2 separate regions of the Homo sapiens genome follow, and region 2 is linked to region 1. Evidence: read pairs that join two places in POLR2A ChIA-PET (ENCODE). Cell type or tissue: endothelial cell of umbilical vein. All regions are shown on one strand. Each heading gives the region's core, and the rest is flanking DNA. Links, peaks and the distances in the headings are about the cores only. Region 1 overlaps UBE2H (ubiquitin conjugating enzyme E2 H). Region 2 overlaps UBE2H (ubiquitin conjugating enzyme E2 H).

Evidence for each region. ChIA-PET counts read pairs that join two places held together with the same protein. Peaks named below come from ENCODE experiments on the same cell type or tissue, not always from the same donor. Only the 100,000 strongest peaks of a DNase experiment are listed, where the experiment ranks them.
Region 2: POLR2A ChIA-PET joins it to region 1 with 10 read pairs; 5 of 35 experiments call an interaction of 5 or more read pairs at or near these places.

Annotation. Positions count from the first base shown.
Region 1 is chr7:129,914,597-129,922,931 of GRCh38, forward strand. All of the region lies in intron 1 of UBE2H (ubiquitin conjugating enzyme E2 H), which reads right to left. Among named protein-coding and RNA genes, the nearest start is that of UBE2H, 34 kb to the right of the region's middle. In endothelial cell of umbilical vein, for the core only: no CTCF peak of the experiment used is centred there; DNase peaks (open chromatin) are centred at 1,985 and 4,625; H3K27ac peaks cover 1,511 bases.
Region 2 is chr7:129,847,733-129,856,067 of GRCh38, forward strand. All of the region lies in intron 5 of UBE2H (ubiquitin conjugating enzyme E2 H), which reads right to left. Among named protein-coding and RNA genes, the nearest start is that of MIR183, 77 kb to the left of the region's middle. In endothelial cell of umbilical vein, for the core only: no CTCF peak of the experiment used is centred there; DNase peaks (open chromatin) are centred at 6,019 and 7,679; H3K27ac peaks cover 785 bases.

The DNA of each region.
Region 1 (8,335 bases), core at 309-8,308:
AACATAAGCTTTCACTTCAAACCGACCCAGGTTTGAGTTCTGGTTTCAACACAAGGCTTATGACAGTAAATTACTTATCTTCTCTGAGCCCACTCCCTTGATGAAATAAAGAACCACACTCTCTGCCAGACAGTCCAGGGAATTATCAGTACCATAATAGAGAATTTAGTTGTTCAGAGTCAAAGCTCCCGAGTTATACAGACTGAGCTTATCTCTCAGCTCTGCAACTTACTTGGCATGAGATAGGGGCCTAAGGTTTCATCTTTAAAACAGAAAAAAAGAAAACAGTACCTACCTCTTGAGTTATTCTGAGGACTGAGGAAGATATTTAAAGTGCTAAAAAACACAATGTCCGGCCCAGGATGCGCTCAAATGTCAGCTGTTACTACTATGATTAATGTGTCTGGCACACAGTAAGCACTCTAAGAGGCTTTTCATTAGTGTAAGTTATAGACCAAATGACAACTTCCAACTTCAAGACCTGATCTTTAGGGGAAACAATGTCTTTCCCCGAGGCTGTGAAATTAACTTTCACAGCTTTAAAGGAGTGGCAGAAGCACATTTCCTGCAACAAAAACCACGGGCTTGGCTCCCTCTTGTTAAATGGTAGGAAGGTTTCTTCACCTGCTTCTTCACACTTTATTTAAATACTAAATACAGCCGGGCGCGGTGTCTCACACCTGTAATCCCAGCACTTTGAGAGGTTGAGACGGGCAGATCACGAGGTCAGGAGATCGAGACCATCCTGGCTAACACAGTGGAACCCCGTCCACTAAAAATACAAAAAATTAGCCGGGTGTGGTGGCGGGCACCTGTAGTCCCAGCTACTTGGGAGGCTGAGGCAGGAGAATGGCATGAACCTGGGAGGCGGAGTTTGCAGTGAGCCGAGATTGCGCCACTGCACTCCAGCCTGGGTGACAGAGCGAGACTCTGTCTCAAAAAAATAAATAAATACTAAATACTACTACTGGTACTTTCAGGCAGGCAACACCCTTAACCTCTAAACAGAACGAACTATTTTCCCCACATATGGTTTTCAGAGCACTAGGAAGAAACACTGAAACAGAAAGGCATCTGTTTAGAAGCAGAACTTTAACTCCTTGTAAAACAGCCTGCCCGTACCTGTGGCCAAAGCAAAAGCAAACGGGCTAAGTGGCCCAGACCCTCCTAACTCTGCCTGTCTTTCAAGAGAACTCCTACCATCCCCAGCATGCAGTTGCTTTTGAGCTCCCTTTGTATCTCAAAATCCATAAAAATGTTGAGTACCACAGATCGTTCTTTCAATCATCAGTTCAGAATACAGAAACAGACCAAAGGCAATGCAAAGACAATCTATAATTTAAAAATTCCTTGACCTCTATCTGCCTCGTAAGTCCATCTAGCTAAAATGTACATTTCATATAAAGTTCAATTATTAAAAAGCCAGAAAAAATCCATAAAACCCTCTGAATCTTAGAAAGCTCTCTCAGATGCATTTTAAATTTTCAAATAGCTCACATGCCTGCACTTGTTAACTTTTCGTCAAATGACTTCAGCTTTTTTTATATAGGCAGGTAATTATATTCATTCCAGGACTTTAACATCCTAAACACAAAGTTTAACCGGCATTATAACCAGCTTAACAGAAAAATCCTCTTCCATTAAACAGATCCGATTCAAGGGGTATCTAAGAAAAACAGGAAAACAGTTTCCAGATACAGCACTGGCTTTTATCCACCACAGAAATCAACAACTCAGCTTCTACAAACTTTAACAAGTTTGCTTTAAATTTCTAAGCCATTTGAAATAGAATATGCACAAGTGGTTAATGATCTTGTATTTTCTTCCCACTTAAAAAAAAAAAAAGAAGCCATTTATCACACTCAAGTTCTAACAATTAAAAAAAAAAAAAAAAGCCTACCAAAAATCAAATCCCAAACCACAGCCATCCTCTCCAGAACTTTGCAACAGTCTAGTTCACATCTACAAGCCTTACTTTTGTTTGGAAAGCTAGGGGGAAGGAAAGCAGCCTGTTTTAGATTTCATTTCTAGGGAAATAGAAATAGACGCAAAGCCTCAAGGTTACACAGTACACACAGAGAACATCCTGTCCACTAGCCTAAACACACTCTAAGCATGTACACGGCTAATGGCCAAACCACCTGCAAAAGTTCCATTTGCGGCTGGGAGCGGTGGCTCACACCTGTAATTCCAGCACTTTGGGAGGCCAAGAAGGGGGATCAAGAGGTTAAGAGATCAAGACCATCCTGGCTAACACGGTGAAACCCCATCTCTACCAAAAATACAAAAAATTAGCCAGGAGTGGTGGCGGGCGCCTGTAGTCCCAGCTACTCTGGAGGCTGAGGCAGGAGAATGGCGTGAACCTGGGAGGCGGAGCTTGCAGTGAGCCGAGATCACACCACTGCACTTCAGCCTGGGCGACACAGCAAGATTCCGTCTCCAAAAAAAAAAAAAAAAACACAGCTGGGCATGGTGGCAGGTGCCTGTAGTCCCAGCTACTGGCAGGAGAATTGCTTGAACCTGGGAGGTGGAAGTTGCAGTGAGCCGAGATCGTGCCACTGCACTCCGGCCTGGCAACAAAGCGAGACTCCGTCTCAAACAAACAAACAAAAAGTTCCATTTGCTGGGTCTCACATGTTGCCTACAAATTCGAGATTATGCTGTTTTTCATTTTATTTTAGAACAGTCACCTTGTATCCAACTGATCCAGCCCACTTTTACTGCCAAGGTGTTAACATGCATTACATTTGCTGAAGACAGAAAGAAAATGAAATAGTCCCAGCCCCTACCCTGAGGACACACCCTCACATCCCTACTCCTTCTCCATCAGCTAAACTGTGTGTGTGCAGATGTGTGTGTGCCTGCTGGAGTCTGGGGTGCAGGGAGGTTGGTGGTAACAAAAGACCATGAGGCTGAGACAATCAACTAGCCAGGGTTTTCTGAGAAGAAAGGGCACAGGCAGGGACACTGGGCAATACATGCTTCTGTCTAGTTCTTTTCATCTCAAGCATGGTTCACGCAGTAAAAGGTCTCCCTGGACTAAATCCTGAACTAATAAAAAGCCTTTATTTTAGAGAGAGCAGGGAAGTATGTAATTGTTAAATATCAAGGAGCTAGGAAACACAATTAAAACTTTGAACTGGGAGGTGAAAAGGAGGGGTAAAAAAACAACAACTTTGAACTGTAAGGTTTAAAAAAGTTAACCTACCTGCATAGGATTCTCCTAAATTAAAAATAGGATCTACACAATGCTCAGTGTTGCCCCTGCATCTCAATGAACATACCAACATACCTTTGAATACGCTCCTTAACACTAGCACAAGTGTGAGACTTCTCACCAAAAGCTAGTATCAAGTATGCACACGCGAATAAGTGCTTACTATTCCATGCTATGGTTCACATCTATTCTTTTAAGGCACTGAGAATTTCAAAACACGACTCTCTGTAATTTGCTCTCCAAAAACTGCTTTTATTAGACACTGGCAGGCCTCAAACTTTCATGTCTTAAAGCAAGACAAATGCTCCTATTAAAAAGGGACTGGCAGCCCAGGAATGCCAAAAGCTGCAAGAAGTCCAAAGCAATCTCTCATATCATCACCTTTATATATACATGCACGCACATACAGTTGATTAACAGGAGGCACTCCAGCTTTCTAAAGGAAGTTCTTTTAACTATATCCATACTTGCTACATACAATGTAGCAAGAGTAAGAGATAAAGACTGAAAGTATCCTCATGAAAGACATTGTCCAAAAAATCCAAATTCTTTTTTTTTTTTTTTTGAGACAGTCTTGCTCTGTCACCCAGGATGGAGTGCAGCAACACAATCAAGACTCACTGCAACCTCTGCCTCCTGGGTTCAAATGATTCTCATGCTCAACCTCCTGAGTAGCTGGGATTACAGGCATGTGCCACCACACCCAGCTAATTTTTGTATTTTTATTAAAATAGAGACAGGGTTTTGCCATGTTGGTCAGGCTCAAGTGCCCGGCCCCAAAATCCAAATTCTTAAAATTACCAACCTGTACAAAGCTATACCTATTCATATTTGACAATAAAAAACACCTGTGAAGACCATTTGTTGTCCCACTGAAAACTAAGGAGCATGGGCTGGATGCTTGAGGCCAGGAGCTCACAACCAGCCTATACAATGTAGACCCTTTCTCTATGTATATGTTTAACATGTAAGAAAGAAAAGAAAGAAGGCTGTGCACTGTGGTTCTTGCCTGTGATCCCAGCACTTTGGGAGGTTGAGGCAGGTAGATCACTTGAGCCCGGGAGTTTGAAATCAGCCTGGGCAACATGGTGAAACCCCATCTCTACAAAAAAATACAAAATTTAGCCAGGTGTGGTAGTATACGCCTATAGTACCAGCTACTGAGGTGGCTGAGGTAGAAGGATCACTTGAGCCCGAGAGGTCGAGGCTGCAGTGAGCTATGATTGTGTCACTGCACTCAAGCCTGGGTAACTGAGCAAGACCTTGTCTCAAAAACAAAAACAAAGTAAAAAAAAAAAAAAAAAAAAAGCACCAAAAAACAAGGCACATGGATGAAAGGAAATGTGTCATATGCTAGGAAAGAATAGAAAATGACCAACTCTAGTTCAAAGGAAATATAATAATTTCTATTATCTACCTGTTTCAAAAAGACTATAGTAAACAGCTAAGCTAATGCGTTTGAAACTGAAATTAAGACAAAAACTTGATTGACCATCACGTTTAATACCAGAATCCATTCCTAGACTTGTAAAAACAAAATAAAACTCCTGTTAACACCCTACTTAAAACCTTCAATGAGTCTGGTGCCGGCAGCATACAACTCCACCTGCCTCCATATCTGCAGGCTCTCCTCTGCTTATTCCTTGGCCTCACCAATCCTGGGACTCTACAGTCATGAACACTCATTAAGTTTCTTGAATAATGTGGTTTTACAGCTCTATGCCTTTGCCTCCCCTCCACCCGGAATGCCCCTCAACTCCACAGCTCTCTGAAAATGCCCACTCATCTTTCAAGACCAAGGTCAAACTTCATCTCTTGGAACAGCCCCATTTCCCTAGGCAGGCTGCACATTGCACCCCGTTGTGTGTCCCTTTGCCACTCACTGGGAGACAAAGTTCATCTCTCTCCTAGAATGCAAGCTCCCTAGAATAGGAAAGCCATGTCTCACCTCTCTTGTTACCATCTTTACTGCTTTGCACAGGGTCTGACAGAAAGAAGGCACCAAAAATATTTGACTAGAAAATAAACTGAGAAAACACTGGGATACCATTTCACATCCATCAGATAGGCAAAATGTTAGAAAGCTGGATAAATGATGGTGTGGATATGAATAAACAGGAACTCTCATATGTTGCTGATGGGAATGTGAGTTTGGTAAAATTACTTTGAAGAGTGATATTTTTCATCTCTCGCCAAGCTGAAAATGAGCACTGTCAAAGCAGCAATTCTGCTTCAGGTTACATACATTAGACTATTATTTGTCAAATATTGTCCTGATCAGCTTATTTTTAAATGAAGGGATATTTATTCATATCTCAAGTATGCATCTCTCACATTGTATGCGTAAATATTTTTTCAGGGTAAATATTTTATAAAACTATAATTTCTATTACATGTAAATATTTATGCATATATATATGAACATTATGCAAATAAACACACACATATTTTGGGTATCAATGTAAAATACATTTCTTACTGTGTCTAGTGAACAAAAAAGGCTTGAAAAACACTATCCCAGAAAAACACATATGTGCTCAAAAAGACACTCATAAATGTTAATTATGACACTGTATATAACGGTGAAAAACTGGAAATAACCTAAATGTGCATTAACAAAATGGAAAAAATATGGTACACATATAACTCAATATAAATGAACTGGAAACAAATGAAGTAAAGCTACTAGAATACTTCTAATAATATCAATAAATCTTAAAAGTAATATTGAATCAAAATGTATATTTATATAAACATACAAAATACTACATACATACATATATGAGAAAATAAACATGAATGGTATGATGACAATTCAAGAAGACAGGGAGGGAAGCGGAATCAGGAAAGACATCACAGGAGGCTTTAGTGTAACTTCAGGTGTTATTACCTCAAAAAAAAGTTCTGAAGACAATGTTAAAATCTGACAACTGGGAAATGGATGCTGTTCATTATTTTATTCCACATATTTGTTGTGGTGCTTAAAATATTTTGTCATTGAAAACAATGTAATAAACAAATGACTAGAAAAAGTCAAAAAAAAAAAAAAAAAAAAAAGCAATCTTTAAAATGTCCTGGTGTTGGCCGGGCACAGTGGCTCACTGTTTAGGTGGTCAAAGTGGGAGGATCACTTGAGGCCAGGAGTTTGAGAACAACCTGGACAACCTATCAAGACTCTCTGCCTCTAAAAAAAAAAAGTCCTGGTGTTTATAGTTCCAAATCAATATATATTACACGTGATTTTTTTTTTTAAAGCTAACATTGGTGTGCTTATGTGTTAGATACTGTGCTAACCACTACTACACAATTTCACTTACTTGGTAACAATGACCCTTTGCAGCAGGTACCATTATTTTCTGCTAGACTGTGTCACTGTCTCTGATCTTTACTCTTGAGGGTCCAATTGTACTCATCATTCTATATTTTCTAAGGGCAGAAAAATGGACTCATCTATTTAGAGACAGGGTCTCACTCTGTCACCTAGGCTGGAGTGCATTGGTGCAATCATAGCTCACTGCAGGATCAACCTGCTGGGCTCAAGCAAACTTTTTAAAATATGCAGCTACAAAAGCAAATTTAAACCCTAATTTAAAAGCTGATTTTGCCGGGCATGGTGGCTCACGCCTGTAATCCCAGCACTTTGGGAGGCCGAGGCGGGCGGATGACTTGAGGTCAGGCGTTCAAGACCAGGCTGGCCAACACAGTGAAACCCTGTCTCTACTAAAAATACAAAAAATTAGCCAGGCATGGTGGCACACGTCTGTGGTCCCAGCTACTTGGGAGGCTGAGGCAGGAGAATCACTTGAACCTGGGAGGCAGAGGTTGTAGTGAGCTGAGATCACGCCACTGCATCTAGCCTGGGCAACAAGAGACTCTGTCACAAAAAAAAAAAAAAAAAAAAAGCTGACTTCATAAATTATTAGAATGAATGAGAACATTTTTCCCACTAACATTGCATGGGTTTCAAACCAATCTTTTTGGCGCTAACTTTGTCTAATTACTGTTGTTTAAAATGTAAAAATACAGGCTTTCTTTCTTTGAAAGTGGCTAGACAAAACATCTCACCATTTCAATATTTCCTCTATGGATATTACATGATATAATTGAAGTTACTATTAATATCCTCTGGTGTGATAATGGTACTGTGTTTATGTAAGAAAAGTCCTTATTCTTTTTTAATTTTTTTTTTTTAGACAGTCTCACTTTGTCACCCAGGCTGGAGTGCAGTGGCACGATCTCGGCTCACTGCAACCTCTGCCTCCTGGGTTGGAGCAATTCTCCTGCCTCAGCCTCCTGAGTAGCTGAGACTACAGGTGTGCACCAGCCACCACGCCTGGCTAATTTTTGTATTTTTAGTAGAGATGGGTTTCTGCCATGTTGGCCAGGCTGGTCTTGAACTCCTGACCTCAGGTGATCCACCCACCTCAGCCTCCCAGAGTGCTAGGATTACAGGCATGAGCCACCGTGCCTGGCCTTTTAATTTTTATTTTGAGATGGAGTCTTGCTCTGGCACCCAGGCTGGAATGCAATGGCATGATCTCGGCTCACTGTAACCTCTGCCTCTTGGGCTCAAGTGATTCTCCTGCCTCAACCTTCTGAGTAGCTGGGATTACAGGCAGACGCCATCACGCCTGGCTAATTTTTGTAGAGATGGGATTTCAACATTTTGGCCATGCTGGTCTCGAACTCCTGACCTCAAGTGATCCACCCGCCTCGGCTTCTCAAAATCCTGAGGTTACAGGCATGAGCCACTGTGCCCAGAAAAACAGTCCTTATTCTTTGAAGATGCATGTTAAAGTATTTACACTGAAGTCTCACAGTATTTGCAAATTATAAATGGCTCAGCCAAAAATATGAGATAGCAAATATAGCAAAATATTGAGTCTACATAGTAGGGTGGTATACAGATATTTATTTATACTATTCTAATTATATGTATCTGAGTTATTTTGTTTTAGAGATGGGGATCTTGCTATATTGCCCAGACTGACTTGAACTCCTGGGCTTAAACGATCCTCCAGCCTCAGCCTCCCAAGTAGCTGGGACTACAAGTGCACACACAGTGCCTGGCTTGTATCTGAGATTTTTCTTTTTTTTCTTTTTTTTGAGAAGGAGTCT
Region 2 (8,335 bases), core at 42-8,041, 67 kb before region 1:
TCTAGTCTTGTAGTCTTATCAAACTTTACATGTCTAAGATTATTTTCCTGAAAACCCATTCCCTTCACCTAATGAAGGGAGTAGGTTGACTCTAACGCCCTGGCTCTCAGGCTCCAAGCCTCTGGAAGGAATCTGGCTAGGTGTTCTTCCTTTCTTCCATGTACTCACTCAGTTTCCCAGAAATGTCTCTAGTTTTTCTTTTATTTCCCCTGGCATGTAACTATGTCAAAACCAATATATCATTCCAGCCCTGGATCAGGGCAGCCATCTACTAAATGGCCTTAAAGGCTCTATACTCTCGCCTTTGTAATCAGAGAAAGTTTCCTTAAAACAATCACTTAGGTCATTTCCCACAAACAATAAGTTCCTCTTGCCCTCAATCAAAATTCTGCAACCTGGAGAACTGCTTGAACTCGGGAGGTGGAGGCTGCGGTAAGCCAAGATCACGCTGCTGCACTCCAGCCTGGACGACAGAGCAAGACTCTGTCTCAAACAAAAACAAAAAACAAAAAACACATCACTATGTACCCCATGAATATGTACAATGATTATTTGCCAATCAAAATTCTGCATCCTCCAGAAGCATGCTATCCAAACTTCTTTCATCATCCCTCTCCCTCTGGAGGAGGACTCCTGGCTTTCCAAGCCGAAAATCACAGGGATAGTCACTACTGTCTAAGGTATTTATCTGTTCTGTAATTCAATAAGGAACAGGGCTGACAGGAAAGGAAAGAAAAATCCTGTTCACACCTAGAGGAAAACATGGACAAAAATCACAAGTCAATTGTTGTCTAGAACTGATGATTCCCTCTGTGACTTACATAGATCTCTTTCCCCTGAACTTTTGGTCATTATAGTTGAAACTCCTGGGAATTTCACCCAAGTTATTCACATCCTTGACTACTAGAGAAAAGCAGCTGTTGACCTTTCAAAATTCCATTGGTTGACTTTAGGAACTGTATTGAATTCGTCATGAACTGCCACGCAAGTCATGAATTTTACAATATGTGCCCAAAATAAAGCCAACCATGAAATCTCATTCATTCCACAATTATTTTTGGTGGTGGTGGTGGGTATCTACTATATGCACAAAAACCAGGTAGCTTTTTTTTTTTTTTTTGGTAAGGCCTGAAATAGGGCAAATAAATTAAGATCTCCAGATTTCTTTAGGTACTTAATAATTTGGAGTTAACAGATTTTCCTCAAGGGTGTATTAGACACTATAATTAATAGATCTTTACCTTCTACTCCTTTACCAGCTCCTACAAAGCAGCAATATTAATAATGGTTGAATTTTTAATTTTATCCTGCTTGCAGTCTGTAAACATTAAAAGACAGTGAAATTCTACAAGAAAAGAAGAGTAGTCAAAAACCTATAAAGAGTCCTACACTGCACACAACTAAGCAGTTGTTATTTTTGAAAAAAACTTGCAAACAGAGGGCCCTAAAAGATGACAGACAGCCCCTCAAGGAAAACTTCAGTAAAACCAATCGGATAGGCAGGCAGAATTCAAAGAAACAGTTTTGAGATTAAAAGTAATATTCTCTAAAATAACTAATTTGAGCCGGGCGCAGTGGCTCACGCCTGTAATCCCAGCACTTTGGGAGGCTGAGGCGGGCAGATCACTTGAAGTCAGGGGTTCAAGACCAACCTGGCCAACATGGTGAAATCCTGTCTCTACTAAATATACAAAAATTAGTCGGGTTTGGTGGTGGGCGCCGGTAATCCCAGCTACTTGGGAGGCTGAGGCAGGAGAATCGCTTGAACCCAGGAGGCAGAGGTTGCAGTGAGCCAAGATTGCACCACTGCACTCCAGCCTGAGTGACAGAGCAAGACTCCATCTCAAATAAAATAAAATAAAATAATAAAACAATTAATTTGAACTCAACTTCAGTGACAAAAAGCCCATTTCTCCACCTGTTTTGAGGGCACACAGGTGGAGAGCTGAAGCAACCCACCAGACTTCCTGCAGTGCTGTGGCTCAGGCCCAACTGGCCACAGGGCTCACAATGCTGCACCTAGTTTACTGAAGGCTAACTAGCTGCAATTAAGATAATATAACCCGCCACCAAATACTAAAAGGTATATTAAAGAATTCATACAATTACTTGACTGAGAGGGTCTCATGTGTGGAGAAAATATATAAAAAGTCTAAGCTCAGCAGATTCACATATCTTCTCATATTAGCCCATGGGGATCTTTAAAAGATAAAGTCTTAATGAAGAGGGCCATGCAGGCAACAAAACAAAACAAAATAAAAAAACAGAAACAGGTGAAAACACCTCCGAAAAGAAGTGGGATGCTTAAAAAACACACCAAACTCTTCCCTCCTCCCACCTCTCAAAAAAGGTGGCTGGGTGCAGTGGCCCATGACTGTAATCCTAGCACTTTGGGAGGCCCAGGTGGGCAGATCACTTGAGCCCAGGGGTTCGAGACCAGCCTGGACAACATAGTGACACCCCCATCTCTAGTATAAATAAAAAATTAGCCTGATGTGGTGGTGCATGCCTGTAGTCTCTGCTATTTGAGAGGCTGAGACAGGAGGATCACTTGAGCCCAGAAGGTTGAGGCTGCAGTGAGCCACGCTGCACTCCAGCCTGGGTGACAGGGCAAGACCTTGTCTCAAAAAAAAAGAAAAAAATAACAATTAGTAGGAATTCAAACACTCAAAGAATGTTTGCAACATACATGATAAATACATTTAAATCTCAGTAGTAGCATTTTGGTTTTTAAGTATTCAAAGCTAGAAACAGGTGTTCCTGTGCTGTGTGGGAAAGGGCAATATGAAAGATGCAGGGCGCTGGCCTGGCGTGGTGGCACACGCCTGTAATCCCAGTACTTTGGGAGGCCGAGGCAGGTGGATCATGAGGTCAGGAGTTCAAGACCAGCATGGCCAAGATGGTGAAATGCTATCTCTACTAAAACCACAAAATTAGCCAGGTGCGGTGGCAGGCGCCTGTAATCCCAGCTACTTGGGAGGCTGAGGCAGGAGAACTGCTTGAACCCAGGTGGCAGAGGTTACAGTGAGCCGAGATTGCGCCACTGCACTCCAGCCTGGGCGACAGAGTAAGACTCTGTCTCAAAAAAGAAAGAGAGAGAGAGAGAAAGAGAGAGAGAGGGAAGGGGGATGGGGGGAGGGACAGAGAGAGAGAAAGGAGAGAGAGAGAAAGAAAGAAAGAAGAGAAAAGAGAAGAGAAAAGATAGATGGACAGATGGATGCAGGGTGCTGAAACTGGGAAAACCAGCCACATTCTGCTCAGGGCCAGGCTACCAGGCCACCAAACTGAGGTGTGTAGTTACAGGACATAGACTGTTTTTAAAGCATTCCAAACCCGCTTAAAAGGTAATTTCCCATTCATTGCCTAATTGTAGCCCCTTTCCCCCCAACATATTTAAACTTCAGAGAGTTGCAGAAGAAAATAAGTGCTACTGCATAGATCACAATGAAGAAAACAAGCTCTTGTTCATCAAAAACACTGCTCTTGTTGCATTGTCAATCTCAAAACAATTCTCGTCTATTTGGGTGTTTTTTAGAGGTAATTCATCCTCGTTCAAACCTTATAACCCTGCTTACCTTAAGAGCTTGTAAGCTAAAACATGGTAATAGGATTTGTTATTAACCTTCCAGAAATGAGGGCAGTTAATGTGTAATTAGCTAGCTGGATAGTCTTGCTGTCATACTAAAACTCGCTATTCAAGCTTGTAATTACTAGACAATAATTTAGTTGTTAATATCAGAAAAGAATAACAAGAGGTAACTTCCTGCAATTACAAGCCAAGTGTCCATACGCTGGGAAGACTTTATAACTCAGTAATCGTAAGTGAATGAAGATAAAACAAATCAAGGTTACATTTACATATAATCAAGAATGAAACAAGCCCTAAAATCAGAGCCCCTACGAAAGTAGAGCATAGCTGTGGCTGTCTTTCAGAGCCATACCCTGGCTGGCTCATGTCCCACGATCCAAAAAGCCTGGACCACCCCATGGTTTTAAAGCTGACCACCAGTGAGTGTGGTATTTTTAATGAATGTCCACTAAGTTGTTCAAAGCCAGCAAGACTCCATTTTTATGTATATAACTAGTTAGACTCCTGAGCCACATACACCTCATCTGAAGATTTCCAAGCAGACAGATAAAGAAGGTTGGTTACGGAGCTAGCTAAGCACTGTTGAAGCGCAAATCCACAACTGAGCACATTTCTTTATTATGTACAACAGGTGACATTATCCCAATAGTACTGGACAGAATTGCTCTACTTGGCCTCTATCTACAAATAATGACATCCAGCTGTTCCAAAGGCAGGATGACGTTTGTGATTCAACATGGACAGATCAATACTGAAGTTCTCAAGCTGTTCAAATAGTAGTTGGCCAATTAATCATCCATGAAGACACATACATGTATTTCTTATCTGTGTAGTTACACTAAAATGTTTAGGAAACAGCATGCACTAATCCAGCATAAAGCATTATTTTAAGATATACCTTCTGCCAAAATCTGAATTATTTGGGAAGATTCACAGACTATCTAACTGAAAAGGGGATGGGATAAGTGTTAAATTTGTATTTTAAATTTCTAAATGCCTGGTAAAATAAATTTTAGGTGCCTGTAGTCCCAGCTACTCGGGAGGCTGAGGCAGGAGAATGGCGTGAACCCGGGAGGCGGAGCTCGCAGTGAACTGAGATCGTGCCACTGCACTCCAGCCTGGGCGACAGAGCGAGACTCCGTCTCAAAAAAAAAAAAAAATTTGTATCTCTTGCCTAATCTCAAAGTCCTTGAAGTATTCCTTCTGTTGTAGTCAATTTTATTTGCCTGTTACTAACTCCCCAGATAACTCTAGGGGAAGACTTTTCCCAAATGTTGATTTTTCTCTCCAGCAAAATAAGAGTAGAAGTATCTAGTCCACTGGCTAGCAACCCTAAGAGTGAAAATGTAAACTGCCCAATTTCATAAGAAAATTGTCTTCCACCTCACTTCTCCACAACTTTTTTTTTTGTTTGTTTTTTTGAGATGGAGTTTTGCTCTTATTGCCCAGGCTGGAGTGCAATGGTGCAATCTGGGCTCACTGCAACCTCCGCCTCCCGGGTTCAAGCAATTCTCCTGCCTCAGCTGTCCGAGTAGCTGGAATTACAGGTATGCGCCACCACGCCTGGCTAATTTTGTATTTTTAATAAAGATGGGGTTTCTCCATGTTGGTTATGGCTGGTCTCGAACTCCCGACCTAAGGTGATCCGCCTGCCTTGTCCTCCCAAAGTGCTGGGATTACAGGCATGAGCCACCGTGCCCAGCCTACAACTTAATCCATCATATAAATAATTTACGAAGGCAGTCAAAGAATGAGTAAAATGAAAGCTGGAGAGAGAAACACATTTGCAGGGATCAAGCATGCCTGGTCCAGAAGGGTGGGATGAGAGAGAGATTAAAGCTGTATCGCAGTGAAGGCACCTGGGCCCCCAGGAGTGCAGGGTGATAAGCCAACTACAGATAAAATATATTTTGGAGAAAAAAAGGAAAACTGGAAAATAGAAGAGTGCTTAAAAAGCTACCTGTGGCTTAATGAACTCTCCTATCAGTCCTTAAAATTAATTTGTTTTGAAATGGAAATCCAGATCCCCTTGGCTACATTTTATGTTTCTCAGAGCTTCTGTCACTGCTGTCTGGAAGAGCAGGAAGGGATGCAAAAAAAAAGATGCTATCATGCAGGAAGCCAAAATCACTTTGGTCATCTGCTACTTTCTGTTTAATGTCATAACAATAACAATAGATAACTTCATACTTGATAACTTCATACTGATGGCAAGCATCTTACAAAATTAATCCGATTCCTCACTATAATTAGCTCTCTTGTAAGGTTAAATAATACAAAATTAAAAATTACTGGGTGAGTAAACCACAATTATACCAATTTTGAACTCTGAATAAACAAATTGCACATACACTTGGCAAAGAGAAAACAGGATAAGAACAGAAGCAATGAGTCAACTGGCTTACCAGAAATCAATGGCGGGGAAGGGTGTGAGGGGACAGAGGACTAAATTTACTGCTAACATGAATGTTGTTTAATATCAGGCTATGATTAACATACATCTGAAATTTCAACTGTGAATTGTTGTTACGCTACAAATATGTATACCCACAGAACAGTACATGTCCTGGGGCAAGGTAAATGGCAGGAAATTTCACAATCCACTCCCTGCTCCCTCATCGAATCTACAGCAGAGGAAAGTGTTGAAACAAGTTTTAGGTGCCAGGCTTAGCCTTTTGCTTTTCAGTTGAATATTTATGTTGACACGCCAACTTTCTCCTATTAGTTATTTAGTGTTAGTTTTTTTTTTTTTTTTTTTTTTGGCGGGGCAGGGGTTGGCGGGGGCAGTCCTTTGAACTAAGATTCTCTCAGGAACCACTGCAGGAAATGAAGTGATTCAGAACTCACCAATTATGAACTAACCTTCAATGCCAGAGGCTTTAACAGTTTCTAATAAAAATTCAGTTCAGATCTCAAGTTCAGATAAGTCTGAAAAAACACTTCAAGGTCATCTGAACGAACATATTCTACCAGTACTTTATATAATTGTATTTACCTGTTCCTAAAACTTTCCGTGAAAGAAATGTTGAATTTTCTTCAGAAATAGTTTTGAGCAAAATGTCAAAACAATTCTCCCATGCTCAGTGTACTTTTGACTATACTCTGAAAATATTTCTTCTTGTTTTCCTGCACTTACCTGTTAGTGTGCTCACACTCCTGTATTATGGAACATGTTCAGTAACTCATACACATGTAACACAGAAGTCTGCTTTCAGTTCACTTGGACCAACGTGGTTTAACTCTTGCTGCTTATTAAATGCTTTGCAAGCTAATGTAAGTACACTAACATTTTATAAATGTGATGAAAACTTACTCATGTTGGCCACTTTACAAAGTAGTCTATCAGTCCTCAAATAGTTAAACATATTATCCAGCAATTTCACTCCTAGGTATATACCCAAGAGAAATGCAAACATGTCTACACAAATACTTGTGCACAAATATTTATAACACTCATAATAGCCAAAAGACAGCAATAACCCAAATGTCTATTATCTGACAAATAATGTGGTTTATCTACACAATGAAATATTATTCAGCCATAAGAACTTCCGATACATGCAACACGGATCAACCTTGAAAACATTATGCAAAGTGAAAAAAAAAACAGTCACAAAAGACCACATATTATATAATTACGTTTCTAAGAAGTGTCCAGAAAAGACAAATCCACAGAAACAAAAAGCAGATTCGTGGTTGCCTAGGGCGAATAGTTAAAGGGTACACATTTATTTTTGAGGTGATGAAAATGTTCTAAAATTGACTGTGGTGATGGCTGCATATAACTGAATGTATTAAAAACTACTGAATTACACACTTTAAATGGGTGATTTGCATGTCTGTGAATTATAATTCAGTGAAACTGTTATTTTTTTAAAAAACCTGTTCTGAGACATGAAGTACTTGACAGTCAGCAAACATCTTTCACAAAGCTTTTCTGGTCAATGGTAAAAGCTTTAGCAAAACTAAACATCAATTTACTTCATTGTAATTGGAACCAGATTGCAGTATTTTGATATGTACATTTTTAAGATGTGAATGTAGTTTAAGAAAACACATCATTACATCAGATATTCCAGGCAGCCTGCCATGAGACATTTTTACCAAAAAAACCATCTTAAAAGGAATCCATTTAATCAAGCTCGGAGTGTATGTTCTTTCTTGTTGCCTCAACTATATGCCATCATCTCCCCTAAAACTCTCTTGTTAAACAGTTCTGGACATGATTAATTCACTCATTAAGACAACAAATAGTCGAACCCTTATTGTGCACCAGGCACTGTTACAGTCACGTGTGCGTGTGCGTGTGTATAGAGAGAGAGAGACGAGAACAAGACAAAGTCCTCACTCATGGTGCTTACAATCCAAGGGGATAAGATAAATAATATACAAATACCAGTTTTAGAAGCTTATTGAAAACGGGGTACTAGCCAGGCATGGTAGTATGCACCTATAGTCCCAGCTACTGGGGAGGCTGAGATGGGAGGACTGTTCGAGCCTAGGAGCTCAAGGCTGCAGTGAGCTATTATCGCACCACTGCATTCCAGCCTGGGCAACAGAGTGCAACTCTGTTTCTATGTATTAAAAAATAATTTTAAAATTAAAAAATATATATACAACTGGGTGCTGTGCTATGGAGGGGTGTGATTTCAGATGGAGTAGCTGGGAAAGGAAACTGCTCTGAGGAAGTAATATGTGAGATGAGTGAAGAAGGTGCTAACCACACAAAGATCAGGGGGGAATATC